2 separate regions of the Homo sapiens genome follow, and region 1 is linked to region 2. The links are chromatin loops, found by intact Hi-C in ENCODE. Cell type or tissue: heart right ventricle. All regions are shown on one strand.

Region 1 (5,000 bases), 110 kb before region 2:
GAAATGTTGAGGTCCCAACCAGTGTGGGCAACTGTAGGAATGAGTAGAGCTACTCATATAATGATCTGGTGACCGACTGACCTGATGACTGATTGGACACAATCGATGTCTCCAAGTCATTTGTGAATTATGGATCTCAGTTGGTCTTTATTGGTATGACCGATTTCCCTTTTCTTTTCCTTTCCTTTCCTTTTTCACATCCTCAGTTTACAACTAATTACATTGGGGCTACACCAGCAGCAATGCCCCTGCATTCTGCTTTACTCATTCAGTAAACATTCACGAAGTGGCTAATAGCTTAAATAAATGACACCAGTAAGAATCTCTTACGGGCCAGGCATGACACTCAATGCGTTATGTATGCTATCACATGCATCCCTCTTAACAACTCCTTAAAATAGCTTTGTTGACCCAGTTCCCAATACAGAGGCTCACACTACTCAGCTGACCCAGGATTGGAATCTAGGGTCGTTTGACTTCAAAAGTTTTCCATTAACTAAGTTGCCATTCCTTGCCCATATGCAGTTTACGAAAGAAACAGAAGATACAAGGAGTATTCAGGTCTCAAAGGCCAAATGCAAGCAACAACTAGAAAAATAGAATTGAACGTACCAACAATTTTGGATTGCAGATATGTAGCATACGTGTGTTCTTGCTGGGACAATGGGAACACAAGCAGCAACAACTGGCTTATGACCTAACATAAGAAGATGGAATTATTTAGATAAGAGTTTTTAAAGAAAGTCTTAGTGGCACCTCAGAAAACATAAGCAGCACAGAATAGTGGATAATTGAAAGCAAATCCTTATGCCAAGAGAATATGATGCAAACAAAAGTGCTGAAGTAACATGAAGGGCAATATGGGCTGAGGATACTGAGCTGGTGGATTTACTGCCTTGGGCTTATTGGGAGAAATAATGAATGAGGCACTCCACCCTTACAAGGCTAAATATTAAAAGGAGGCCTCTTAGAATGATATTCAGTACTGGGAAGCAAAAAGCAGAAAACCCTTTTAGATACTGGGTAACAAAATACCTTATTTGAGCTCAGATTTCTGTGCTGCACTTTTAAAAGCTTCCTCTCTCCTACCTGGCCGGCTTGGCTTTATCTTGCCTCCAGTCTGTTTTCCCTCCATCTGTCCCTGACACTCTTCTGTTCTCCCTAATATATTTTGCTGACTTTTTCCAGTAAAGAATTAAGTGTCTGCCAATTTGCCCCTAGAGCATGCCAGTTTCAGCCTCTCTTGTCCTTTCTTTTTCATTTTCACCCGCCTCTTTGCATTTTTTATTACTTATTTCTTCAGAGTTGTTTCTCCTTCTCCTCTCCTGTCCAGTTCCCCTTCCTTTCCTACAGGGATTGATTCACCTGTATCGTTGTATCTTCCTTCCACCCTCAAAGTGGCTAAATAATGTTAGCTACAATTATTGCTGCACAACAAACTCTCGGTTGGGGCGGTGGTTCTCAAGTATTAGCAAGCCTCAGAATCATTTGGAAGCTTGTTAAAACAGTCTGCTGGGCCCCACTCCCAGTTTCTGATCGAGTAGGTATTCGGGGGCCTGAGAATGTGCATTTCCAGTAGGCTCCCAGGTGATGCTGAGAACCACTGGAGCAGGGGAACCAACAGCTGTTGCCTGGTAGCAGTTAGGCAGAGGAGACATCAGCCCAGCAGTCAGGCAGAGGAGACATGGAGCTTTTGTTCCTTGTCACATCAACAAAGGGACTGACGACAGCCTAGGAAGCTCTGGATAAGTGACCCCGCTGATGTGCTGGGGTGCAGGGAGGAGGGGAGAACAAATGGGAAAAGGTCTGTATTATAACCCTCTGGGAAACACGGAAGCCAGCTCCAAGCCCTGTCATCCACCCTCCCACTTGAGATCATGCATAGAAGCAGCAGAAGGGAATTCTCAGGATCCCTTTGATCTGTTCCCAGCTCCCCAGTCTTCTGTCTGTTTATCTCCCTCCTTCCCTGGCCTCCTCTCTTCCCTCCTTCTTACCCCCTGCCCAGTGGATGATTCACTCCTTCTCTCTCCCGCGTCCCCACCCCACTGCCATCTGTTTTTCTAATGATGGCAGAAGATGAGCTGTTTTGTTGGCCCACACCATAACAAAGCACACTCCATGCTAGCATTTTTCCTGATGCGCTCGCAGAGTGCTGTTTTATTGGTATGATTTCCCCAGCCAGTTTTCCCTTTTCTCTCAAACCCCACCCTTTCCCCCTCTCCAGTCTCATGTGGATCCTGGATTCCCAGAATTAGATCAAGAAACACAGAGATACAGAAGAATGGACTTGACATGCATGTGGGTTGGGTGTGCATCAGGGAAGAAGCTGGAAATCAGGGCAGTTAAAGGGGTCTCTCTGCAGCACCTACAGGAGCCATAATTACCCAAGATTGCTGCTAAGTGGCTTATTTCCTTCCAGTGTGAGATATGGATGACAAAACCTGTTGTGACTGAGACGAGAATGCTTGTACTTGTCACTGGCTATTCTTAGGTTGGGAGGGCTTAAATGGTGTGTGTGTGTGTGTGTGCGTGTGTGTGTGTGTAAGCATCTCCTTCCCCTATGACAGAATTTCTAGGTCATCGTTTCTTAGAAATATTCTGCCCTATTTAAAAGTTGACTTTTAAAATTAACTTCAATTTAAAAGTTGACTTTTAAAATTAACTTCAGTTAATCTAACTAAAGAAATCACAGCAGCCTACATCCCCCCACTGATTGGGGAATCTACTATGTGAAGAAGTAGACAAGATTTCTTGAGGTGGTAAAGGTCTAGTTTGGTTAATCAACAGTGGACAACAGGTCTACCTAAGAGATTGCAAGCATAGATGCCTGCATGACCCAGGCAGTTATTTTAAACAAGGGGTGCCCACCAGGTAAGTAGCCATAGGGAAAGGTAAAAGCTGTGCTAACTGGAGAGAGTTGCCCACCTGGGGTGCAGCTGCTACTCAGATCCAGCTAATTGTCATCACGGTTGCCAGCTAGTCTTGTTTTTCAAGAGAAAAATCTTTGTGCAGAGTTTTAAATATTTATTTTTATTTGGGATGTGTGCATATGTGTGTAATGTTATATATGCACATATGAATTTTATGTAAAAATCCTAATTTTTAAACATTGGCAACCAAAAAGAAAATTGGTTTTAGACATTGTGCTGGCCAAATAAACCTGTCAGTGGGCCATCAGTCTCCAAAACCCTGAGTGAATTAAGCTCAAACAAGGCCCAGTTACAGAATCCCAAAACCATAAATAATTCTGACTTGCTTTTTAAGTTAGCTTTTATTAAGTCATTTAAAGTGGATCTCCAAAGATTTTGCTAAAACAAAACAAAAATCAGAACTCCTAATTTCTGTAAATTTAAGATCGTGGAACCAACTTAATTTAAGAAGTTAAACAAAGGACAGAGGAATAGGAGAGGGACCAGGTCCTAAATTAGAAGGATTCAAGCTCCATAAGTTAAATCCACCTGAGTTCTCTAGTCTGAGTTGGGGAAGGGGAGGCTATCTTACCTCACATGACTGGATGCAGTGGACTAAGACGGGGTCTGGGTGCCATTGACGCCGGCCAGTGCACACAATGCTCTAAGGGGAAAGACGGGAAAAACAGAAAACAAAATTAAAGACATTTGTTGTGTGTGAGAAGGGGCAAATCCTGAGCTCACCACAGGAGTCCAACTCCATTTCTCAAGCAGCTAGTTTCTAATTGTGTCCCATAAAGTGGATTGGGGCTATCTAGCCTTTCCCGTGCACACTGCCCACCCTGACAGATGTGGTTCAGGCAGGAAGTCTCAGTGGAGGAGATTTCTCGAAACTTTTCATCCTCTTTCCCAAGATACCGAAATTTTCAGAGTGGTGTAGTGTGGTTTAAAAAAGCATCCTCAATATTATAATGAGTTTCATCTGGTTTCAGGCATAATATTAGTTCCACTTATTTTGAAATTTTAAATAATGTTACAAGAAATTGTAAGATGGTTGTGTTGATCACACACAATGGGCTTTTAAAGATCGACAAATACAGTTTTACAGATTCTTCAACTAAATGTGGACCTCAGAAATGCTAGATTATAAGATGTGAGTGCCCACACCAGGACTGGAGGTGAAATTGCACTCTGTAATTCTTGGTATCATCATGCAGCCTGCCCTGTAGGAAACCAGACAGTACACATATGCAGGACACACAGGGCTAGTGTGAAATCACTGCTACTCAAAATGACACCAACATCAAGCTGGTGGGAGCGCAGTTACGTTCATCTTGAGATGCTGTTGACTGCCTCTTTCCTGATGGCCATTTCCAGATGCATATTTAAACAAATAGTCATCTACTTTTTGTTAAATAATAATAACTCATTTTCACAAAACTTTTTTCTTTTTCTTTTTATAGTTTAAAATTCTCAAAGAATATGCTTTTCTAAGGATAAAAGAAAGTCCCATGGCAGGTTTCAAAGAGAAAAGAAGGTTCTCTCCATAGCCTGCTACCAACCCACCCTTCTGCAGACCTGCATATTCACATTTTAATCAGTCCAACTGAAATTCCATGCACTCAGAAGAAAAAGAATACATGGCAACACAGGAGCTTTACACGAGATAGCACCTACAGGAATTCTAGAAAGCTAACAATGTGTAATCATTAGATTGGAGACATTCACATATGCTAATATGCAGGTCTATAAATATATACCTCATAGTCAGGTAGGAGAATGGGGATCTGCAATATTTTTCTGGAGTCGTACTGCTAAAAGCTAAAACTCCTCCTTCACAGCTTCTCTAGAGGGAAAATAAGTAGTATAAATCCTTATAAAGTTTGATATTCAAAACTTCATATTGCAATATTTGAAAGTGACTTGGCTTAAGTCATTATTGTATTAAAAAGGGGTTATCAAAATAAATATATAAGGTAAACACAAAAGGGGTGTTCAGCCTACTGAAAAAGTGAGTTATTCTCCTGCACTTACAGCCATTTATGCAGAACCATTTGCATATCAACAGTAATTCTGTTAACTAGAAATAAT
Region 2 (5,000 bases):
CTCTGTGCACCCACTGCACCTGCTGGATCCTCTCTTAGGGCTCTGCTATGCGGTGTTGAGAATTTCCATTCACATTCTTTCCTCTCTTTTGCCTGTGAGCCAGTCCAGACCAAGCTCTATTCTGATTTATATTTCCAACAGGATTGGACCCAGCAGTCCCTCTGTGAATGCTTGTTTTATGGATATCCATGACGTGATTAATACAGTTTATGAAAGTTCTACAAGTACTATAACTGAGGTAACTGGAAGAGGTAGACACAATAATAGCTACATAATAATGGTAAGTCACTTCAAGGGGCTTGCCTCTGATGCTTAGAATCTTTTTAGAAGCCCACTTGTGAATGACGCATCTGAAAACGGAGGCATCAAGTCAGGGTCTCAATAACATCTTGTAATATGCCAGAAAAATAGTATTATAAAATAAAGGTAGTGATTATGACAGCTGCTCCCATTTCTGAAGTACCTCACATAACTGGCATTGTGCCGCTGTGTCGTGCTTTTCATAAATGATTTCTAATTCCTGTAATAACCTTATGTTTACAAATGAGAAAACTCAGGCTCAGAGAGGTTAAGTAAATTGCCTAAGGTCACAACAAGTTCCTTAATTCCTTTGAGCAAGTTCCCAAACACCATTGAGCGTCCAGTACTTTGGAAACTAAAAGGTGTAGTTAAGATCCAACCTCTGACTCCAATCAGCACTCACTTCTAACATGAACAAAACTCCAAAGCTCATTCCTCTGATGCACTTGGCCCTTCCGTGGCTGCTGCTAAGTGCGTAGCTGGGGCTCTTCTCTGACATAAGGGTTCCAAATACCTGCTGGGGTGGAGTAAACACAACTCCAAGCATGACACAAATTGCTGGCCATGTGACGTGAGTCCCCCTGACACACATGTTGGGAGGTCTCAAAACTGCAGTCCACCTAGCTGAGAAAAGGAAGCAAACTGCAGGTTTTTCTGCCAACAGACTCTCAGCACGCCCGTACTGATGTCTGCTTTATCGTAACGTTTGTACCAGAGAGAGAATTCAAAGATTAAATTGTTTACATGTGTTACATAAACGGATGTAAAACTCTGGTTTGCACACACCCACAGAGGACTTGCTGTTCAGGCAGTTCGACCAAAGCTGCACAAGGTCACACTTGCAGGAAGATGATTCTCACACACATCACACAGATGTGTGCTGACTCACAAACAGAGCCCAAAAGGGTTTGGGCGCTGATGACCATGAAACTACTTTGTAGGGTTGTGAGGTCTAAGTGGTGTCACACACTAAGTATGTATCAAGGTATCAGGGACAGGTATCAAAATCCCAAGAGGCTGAAATACCACTGTGAAAGAGGATTCACCAGCTTCCTCCTATCCCTGTCTCTCTCTTGCCTCTCTCCCTAGGCTTTCAGCAAAGCTGAAGGGCACGGAAACTTGCTCCAGCGACACCCTTCTCTTTAGCTGAGGCCTGACACCCAGAGGGAAAGTGTGGTGCAAAGAAGAGATGTGCTAAATAAGAATGCTCTAAATTAAAAGAAAGCATCCATTCTATGTTCCTTATTCCCGAATTTCCACTGGACTCCCGAGTTCACCTCCAATCAGTTGTGGGGTCTTGGGTTTGCCATTGTATGTTTCTCTATGCCTCAGAATTCTCACTTATTTAGCAGGAACTGCGTTTACTGCAAAGACTAAATAAGACAAGTGCAAGTAAAATACCTAGCACAACACTTCACATATAGTGCCACAAATAGATCAGGGACTGTCGTCATTCAGAATACAGCAGTAGGTTTTGAAAGAGGTCAGTCTGCACAGGTCACAGAAGGGGTTCTGGTCCTTCTCAGTGAAACCACATTCTCCCATCCCTCACCAATTATCAGATGTCATTCATTTTCCTACCTTTCTCTCCTTTCTACAAAAATTTATCTGTTATTCTTTCAAACCAATATGCAAAGGACAAATGAAAGTTAGTTTTAGGTGTAATGCTTTTCTTCAGCAAACACACATTAGGTGTCTGTTGTGGCAGGGCAAGAGACAAAGAGACAAAAAATCATCCTGCCTCCCCCAGTAGTTGCCAGTCAAGTGGGGCAGGTAGGAAAATAAGCAGAGGATGACAATTCCATAAGATAGTGGCCTTAAGAGGGGGAGGCACAGGAGGCTGAGAAGGTGTCAGAAGCACCTACGTAAGTCAGGGAAGCCCTCTGATGCACAGCTTGTGGCAGTGGGCACACTACCATCCACCCACACCCAGAAGTGCCTGGAGAAGCATGCTGTAATCCCTCCCCCAACACCACTCTGCAAGTGGCAAGCTGCCACTCCACCCTCATGCCACAGAGGAACAGCTGACAGAGACAAATGGCAGATGCCCTCTCCGTTCTGCCAATTTATCCCTGTCACATCGGTCAGGCTCTCCAGGCCTCCCTGAGGGGGGAGTGAGCACTTAAGATGAGCCACTGGCTCACAAGAGAGCCCATGAGTTCTGCTAAAGCAACGAGAACAGAGCAGGCTGGAGCAGCAGCTCTGAGCAGTGGTGCACACATTTATACTTCCAAATTGGAGTTCCCCTGGATTCATATTCTTCCCCTCATTCATATGAAATGCCACAGAGAAATAAGCCAGCTCACCCACAGCCAGTGCCTCTCTCACCTGTCATATACAACTCCACTAATAGGAGGCAGCCAGTGGATAGTGAGGGACTTGTTGGTCTGTCCGATGACCATAGGTGGAATGGGGATGGGGGTGGGCTTTCTGCTTTCAGTCCACTGCTGATAGACTAGGTCCAAATAGCAATGCATTCGGGCCACTTGGTTAGGAGTGAAGTTGTCAGTGCAGTTATCATCTGTGGAGACAAAAAAGGTGGCACAAGAGATGGAGATTTTAACCCATCAAGTCCACCAAGGCAGGGATAAATTTGTGTCTTGTTCATGGCTGAGTTAACTTATTAGGCTCAATGAGCACTTACTTGTTGAATGAATGAACAAATGCAATCTGTTCCAGAAAGGGTCTAAGCTGGAAAGGGTAAGAGAAGACAGAGACCAGAGATGCAGCACTTTCATATCTAAAGCAAGGTCATGACCTTAAAGTTGGGCAGCTCAGGTTGCTCTGAGCTGATGGTTGCTTATTCAGCAAACCACAAGATGGCAGTGTTTCAACAGATGGCCTTTTCACTTGTGAACGTTTGTGGAGTTTCAGACACCTGCTTTATTGCCCAGTGACGTTGGCAGAGGTTAGTGAGTATTCAGTGGAGCTGCTCAAGGGGAAAGAGAGCCAAATGCCAATGAGACAGCAGGGCTGGGAATGGTGGTCTCAGCCTCACTTTTGAATCTGGCAAGGTCTCTTTAGCAGGTACATTTTGCATAGGGTTGGAAAGGGAGTTTTCTTAGTGCCAGGAACTTTTCTAGTGAAAGCACACCAGTCAAATACTGCCTCACTCAGCTTCCTAAATGTTTCCTCTTCCCGCTTCAAAGGTGCTGCCTCCAGAGCTCTGCCCTCTGCATGGCATCGTCTGGTGTTTCTGCCCCTTGATGGGGGAGAGGTGCTGGTGCTTACACATCTGATGCACCTGAATTATTCACCGCAATGAAACTCAGATAGACACATCTTGAAAGATGACAGACAGAATCGGCTCATCACGCTTTCCTCCCTTCAAAGTCATGACCAGGGTGTGGTGGTTTATTCTTTTTTGGATAGTTCTAGAAGAACCTGTCACCAAACAAGCCCCCAAAACTTATAGAAAAAATATCTTCTTTCACCATTGTACTAGGTCATCAAATAAGTCTTTAATTTTAGGGATAACTTTGAGTCCATTATAGGAAACCAGTCACTATTACTTTTCACAAGAAACAAGGAAGGCGTGAGAGACAGCGAAGAATAATACAGAAGCTGAATTAAGGCAAGAAAGACCAGATGACAAGTTTTTCCGAGGGCCAGGAAGATGCCATTTTTTTAAAATTAGATGTCACCTTTTGGTGGGGAAAGGGTGGTAGGCAGCTAAGAATTTGTGCTTGACTAGTGCTGGAAAAAGAGAATCTGATTTTTTTTTTTTTTTTTTTTAGTAACATACAGTAAAACATGCTGAGCCTAAATTAACCAAGCCACCTTGTTGACCAACTTCAAAAACAGTACAATGGGCCACCTTGACCCATAAACTCTTTTCCTTTATTTCCATTGGACTCTTCTTCAGAGTAAATGTCTAAGAATGCGGGCAAAAATAAGAATAACCACATTCTAGAAGTCAAGGGGATCACAAGAGGGCTTTTGGCTCTGTGCCTTTTTTACTATCGAGGATAGAAGTATATTTTAAAATATCTAGTAGAGGAGAATTCAGTGAACAAAGTACCTTAATATGTCAGTATTTCTTCAAGTTCTTCAAAGACATGAAAAAATAATAATACCTTATAATAAATACACTTCAACTCTCCGACACAAATGACCACTTAATCATTCTCCCATCAGCTCCCACACCTCCACCCTCCCAGCTCTCAAAGGCCCCCATGTATTCTTAACAGAAAACAAAACAAGACAGTGGTGATACCCGTGTAGCTCATGTAGTTGGTGAACGGAGCCCCTGGGAAGCGAGTGAAGCCACAGGTGTCACTAGTGGGCTCTGGTTCCCGGCACAGCTCACTCTTGGGAGTGGGGGCGGTGTCGGCACAGAGGTCTCCCGTTTCCATGGATGGCACTGTCTCCTTGCAGGGGTCATTGCAGGATTCTCTTTCACTGACTCCTTTAAAGACATGGTAGAGTCCCAGAACATGTCCCACTTCATGGATCATGGTGTCGGTGTGGCCAGGCATCCCATAATATGCTGGGCTGAGGACAATGCCACCTGCAATGAAAGTTTTGAAAAGCCTTTCAGAGCACAGAATGAATAGCTCTCCAATCCTTAATTATGTTTTCTGATAAACATCAAATATTCCATTTCAGCCTCTAAGGAGTCACTTTATAACTTCTGGTAACATACAGTCATTGCTTTTCTTTCTTGCCACAGAAACCCTCTAAACAAATTAATACACATT

The links. A loop is a pair of places that touch in the nucleus more often than their neighbours do. Peaks named below come from ENCODE experiments on the same cell type or tissue, not always from the same donor. Only the 100,000 strongest peaks of a DNase experiment are listed, where the experiment ranks them.
Region 1: a loop joins it to region 2, with 2.0 times the contacts of the local background. A loop is called at or near these places in 4 of 110 quality-filtered maps.

What each region holds. Positions count from the first base shown.
Region 1 is chr1:176,798,634-176,803,633 of GRCh38, reverse strand. It overlaps PAPPA2 (pappalysin 2), which reads right to left. Exons shown (of 23, transcript NM_020318.3): 21 at 3,502-3,573. Among named protein-coding and RNA genes, the nearest start is that of MIR488, 230 kb to the left of the region's middle. In heart right ventricle, no CTCF peak of the experiment used is centred here; a DNase peak (open chromatin) is centred at 2,495; H3K27ac peaks cover 1,604 bases.
Region 2 is chr1:176,689,947-176,694,946 of GRCh38, reverse strand. PAPPA2 (pappalysin 2) reads right to left here. Exons shown (of 23, transcript NM_020318.3): 5 at 4,517-4,810; 6 at 2,629-2,821. Among named protein-coding and RNA genes, the nearest start is that of PAPPA2, 230 kb to the right of the region's middle. In heart right ventricle, a CTCF peak has its summit at 3,105 (motif pointing right); DNase peaks (open chromatin) are centred at 2,296 and 3,189; H3K27ac peaks cover 4,370 bases.